2 separate regions of the Mus musculus genome follow, and region 1 is linked to region 2. A link is a loop called in an ENCODE intact Hi-C map of the cell type or tissue named here. Cell type or tissue: heart. All regions are shown on one strand.

The links. Hi-C counts contacts between places; a loop is a spot of excess contacts. Peaks named below come from ENCODE experiments on the same cell type or tissue, not always from the same donor. Only the 100,000 strongest peaks of a DNase experiment are listed, where the experiment ranks them.
Region 1: a loop joins it to region 2, with 2.4 times the contacts of the local background. A loop is called at or near these places in 4 of 42 quality-filtered maps.

What each region holds. Positions count from the first base shown.
Region 1 is chr14:62,056,247-62,058,746 of GRCm38, reverse strand. No RefSeq gene overlaps it. Among named protein-coding and RNA genes, the nearest start is that of Gm35307, 23 kb to the right of the region's middle. In heart, no CTCF peak of the experiment used is centred here; no DNase peak of the experiment used is centred here.
Region 2 is chr14:62,172,799-62,175,298 of GRCm38, reverse strand. No RefSeq gene overlaps it. Among named protein-coding and RNA genes, the nearest start is that of Gm35419, 3.0 kb to the right of the region's middle. In heart, a CTCF peak has its summit at 1,323; a DNase peak (open chromatin) is centred at 1,238; H3K27ac peaks cover 1,131 bases.

The sequences.
Region 1 (2,500 bases), 120 kb after region 2:
AAGGTGTTATGAGAGTCCTTCCAGGTGAACCCAATCACTTAGAATTCTTGCTGGGGGTGAAAATTCATTTTTCGGCTGACCAAAAGCACCTTAAGGAACAAATTTTGTTCCAGCTCTGTTGCAGAGGGATAAAGAGGCTGTCATGGCAAGGAAGTATGCCAGCAATGAGAAGGTATGGCACCTGGGGCAGAAATCTGAGAGCTCACATCAGTAGAACAAACCGGAAGCATAGAGAGCAAACTGGAAGTGACACAAGCTTTTAATCTCAAAGTCTGCCTGCTCTGACATATTTCCTCTAGAAACAGTGTCACAAACCAGGGGTGCCAAGCCTTCAAAAATATAACCCTTAGAGGGAGAGTTCTCATTGAACCACCACAGTAGGTAAGGGCTTGTCACTTTTCTGGTTGCTATGACAAAATAACCTGACAAGAACAACTTATGAAAGAGTTTGTTTTGGCACACAGTCTGGAAGCCCAGTCCACATGGTGTGGAGGGCAGATGGCAGAAACCTGGGGAGGGGGTGCTGGGCACGCAATGTCTAGTGTTAGGAAGCAGAGGTTGATGGCTACAGTGCTCAGCTCATTTTTCTTTGAGTCAATCTGGGACCCAGTCCATGGAATAGTGCCACTCTCTTAGAGTACATATTCCTACTTCAGTGATACCAGTCAAGAAACTTCCTCCCAAACACGCTCAGTGGTTGTCTCTAAGGGACTCTAGAGCTATCAAACTGATAGTATATGATGTCACTGGGCATAAACAGTACCTTTGCATCCTGGCGTATGCCTTGGTGTTGAATTCACTAACACAGGCATTAGTAGATGACTCTGTCCATTGAGCTAGATAGACATAGAGCTAGAACTAGAACCCAAGATCTTTGATTCTTAGTAAGAAGACCCATTGGTTTTTATTCTCTGAATTCAACTCAGTTTCTACTGCAGGACCTCTGACTCAGATGTTTACGACTCTCACTGCACATAGGGCTTGCCTGTGTTGATCCCTTTATCACAGGTTGGCAGTGGGTTGATTTCTTAATACCTGTGCAACAACAGTTGACTGCCCCTTAGAAACACAGCTGAAGACAGAAAGACATCCCAGGATGCTTTGGAATTTTCTGGCTTAGGCCTGGATGAAGGACTGTGATATAGAGATGCCCAGGAGGAAGCAGAGCTAAGCCTGAACCACAGGAGCAAGTGGTAAAGACAGTGTAGATGGAACCACAAGGCCACTGAAAGCACTGCCTTGATTGGTTGTGTTTTGCTTCATTAAAAAAAATACAACAACAACGACGACGACAACAGATATCCACATTTTTCAAAACACAGAAGTAAAACTTTGGATAGATTTCCTCAAAGGCAACCTAGTGAGAGCTTGGCAGAGCCTCTGCTGTGGGGGTTGGTTTAGATAAACAAAGGCCTTGGGGAAATGTGTAATCTAAGCTTCTCCCTATGGTCCATGCCAGCAAGCATTTTAGCTGCCAATAAGTAGACATGCTTTTTGATTCCAAAAATAAAATGTGATTATACCCTCACTACACTAGTCTACCCTGACCATTCTATGGGCCATCACATGAAGAAAAGGAGCAATGCATTTTGTGGTAGTGTTTTTTGGTAAGTTACCATTTAGAAAAACTCTTGAGTGCGTGCTGTCATAGAGAAGCTGGCTGCTGTGGGCAGACATTGACCACCTAATAGAGCCTCTGAAAGTGCTTCTCCTGCCAGGGACATATGGCTTTCATTAGTAAAGCCATGGCTCTCTTTCTGACCCTAGAGTTCCCTCTCATTGTGATGTATATGTATTTGATACTTCTTTATAGATTGGACATGAAGGTAAGGAAGGAATAAACACAGAAAATTTGGGACATTTTCTATAGCTGTGGCAGGGAACACAATCCTATGTCCATATAATGAAGGTCTTGGCAATGTCATGATGTCAGTACATTTCCTGTTACTATAACAGAATATCTGAGACAACACAATTTATAAAAGAAAAGTTTACTTGGACTTTGGATATATAGGCTGGCAAGTTCAAGAGTGTAGCAGTGATGTCTTGTCGGGGTGTCGTAACATGGCAGAAGGTGAAAATAAAAAGAAGCAAGCCTTGAGAGGCAGCCTCAGACCCACAAGAAAGGCATTAATCCCTGTGAATGACCAAAGCACACCTTAAAGGCTCTACTTCTTAACATCAGACAATGGCAATTAAATTTCAGCATGAGTTTTGGAGGGTGCAAACTCTATTCAAATTAAGCTTCATGGTTTTTCTGAAGTAGTATTAACTATGAGAAGATCTAGCATCCTCTTTTCAGACCCCTGGTCTTCCTTCCTCACCAGATTCACGCCCTCCTGTTCTACTCAGGGGCCCCTCTTGTCTCAATTTACAGGTGCCTGCTGACTTTTAGGACTGGGAGTCTTTCAGAAGCCTTCATACCAATAATGGTCTCTTCCTTGAAATTAACTAAAAACTACTGAAGGAAGGAAGGAAGGAAGGAAGGAAGGAAGGAAGG
Region 2 (2,500 bases):
TCTGAACTGAGAATCATCCACCCACAGGGTTATCTGTTCCATATTTTCATCAGAAAGTCAAGGAGGTTTGGCAGTGGAACAGTAAGGTCGGCTCCATTATCTAATTTTGTCTGAGATACTTGGCTTACCAGTGGGGAAGGTGGATGGCTGGGAATCTGTAGGGGAAGCTGTAGCCTTTCTCTCTCTCTTGGGAATCTGTGGTGGGAACGGCAGAGCCTCCAAGGAGCCCCAAGGCTTTCCCTGGGGCCAGAACAGAGAAAGCTGCTGCTCTGGGCCTTTTCTTGGATGCACATAAAAGAGGTCAAAGGAAATTATAACAAAGCTTCTTTAAAAAAAAGCTAGACACTTTGATGTAATGCATTAATTCAAAGGAATGGCAAAAACATACACAAACTGGCGGGGGGGGGGGGAGAAATTCTTGTGAATATTTTTTGATCAAGTCAGGATTACTGATATTAAAGTAAATAGTGACTGGTTTTGGTATTCGGTCTGTATTTTAAATCAGTCAGTGAATACAAATATCTAAAAGCTGGCATGTGACGCTATCCCAACCCTCACAGCAGGAAGCATTAGTTCAGAGCAGTAGGGAAAATGCATATTTGAGTCCTTTAGTGACTTGTGACTGCAGAGAGCCACATCTAGCAATCAGGCAGATAGATAATGTCATCTGGGGTCATTGTGATGCCTTGTAGAATCTTTGGACAAGCTGCTTTGAGATGAGATTACTTTTGTAGAAGTACAATCCCTTTGCACTCGGTTTTGTTGACAAACAGATCAAGCAGCTGACAGAGAAGTGGCAGCGCAATGTGTTTCTTCGAAGCAGATGCTGCACTTTAGCCAAGAAAGAAAGAAAGAAAGAAAGAAAAAATCGATTCATCAGCTTGTACGTGCACATCACGAAGCGCTTAATCAGAAAGTCATGTGGGACTTTCTTTGCCATGATCATGAGACCTGGGGTTCTCAAGGGAAATGTTCCAACACGAGAAAGAAAATACACAGCCCAGAAAGCCCATGTTTTCAATTTGCTGCCGCACGGTTTAAATGATCTAAATAGGCAGCTTAATGTAGGGAGAAGGGGTCATTCAAGGTGAGAAAAATCATGTTTAATACCCCCAGCTCACGTTGGGTTGATTGTACTTTTGAAATGCGAATGACCTCAGCTGACAGCGTTCCTCTTGATAAGAGGATCCCCTGTCTGTTTCTAAATCTGTCATCTGCCAGTGACAATGGAAGCATGTCTCAGCTCCTGGCACCAGGCCCAGCTCCTCTGGGCATCATGCAGAATTCGGGGTTTGTTGGTTACTTTCTCTGTATATTGCCAATGTGCTTGCCTCCTCTAGGTGCCACCCTTTCTGTTTCCCATATGTATGCTGCATCACTACAGAGAAAAACTCGACGGCGAGGGTGTGGACTGCATCTTTCCTGGGGAACCTGCTTCAGTTTTCTCTCTATGTGGGATGGGGGGGGGGGAGGGTAGAGTTCTACAGAAACCACAGTCCTCCGATGGAAAGGGTTGCAAAGTTGAGCACTTACTTGATGCTTGCCAGCACTACAGGCAATAGAAAAGAAGTCTGGTTAAAGGCTTGTTTTGATATTCAGTTTATTTTTAGTTCTATGTTTGGGTATGTTTGGGTATACACAACATACATGTGTGTACAGGTGCTCTTGGAGACTTTGGATCCTGGGAGCTGGAGTCACAGGCTATAGTGAGTTGCTTGATGTGTGTGCTTGAAACTGCCCTTGGGTTCTCTGTAAGAGCAGTGTGTGCTCTTAAGGGCTGAGCCATCTCTCTAGCCCAAACAGTATTTATGCTTTAGAAATGCAGCATGGACTATTTTAGATGAAATTATGTAATGCCTGTAAGAAAGACTGTGGATTTATAGTTGTTGAAAATAGTTGATAGGTACAAAGGGGTCTATTAGATTAGTGTGTTTATTTTTGTGCATAGTTTATAGTCTCTATAATACACAACTTAAAAGATGGCAGGAAAGGGAGCCTTATCCTCAAATACACAAGCCCCAGTGAGGCCAGAGATGCAGCCCTTCAGACAGTAGCCAGCAGGCAGCAGGCAGCACTGCTCAGAGCTCTCTGGTGTTTGACCTCACAGTGTGGTGTCGTGTCCCTTACAGTTCTCTGTCTGTCAGACTGCTGGGATGCACCCTCTCCTTGAATTCTTCTCCCACTGACTGGGAGTCCAGTCAGGATCTGCAGAGTTCCAGCTTCACAAAACTCAAATGCCCCGAGTCACTTCTCCAAGGCCCCTAAGTCATTTTCCAAGGCCCTTAAACACAGATAGTGCATTCTCTCATAAGTCTGACTTGGGCTGTACACATGTTTCAATTTCCACCTAGTTTTATTTTCAGCCAGATCCCTATGGCCAGCAATGGCTGGAGGTCTTTCTCTTGCTGATCCTAAAGTGGCCTTTTTTCTTCCTGTGCCTCTTTCTATCCCTTTAGTTGCCCTGTGCCACGCCCCCCCCGCCCCCGCCCCCGCCCCCGGC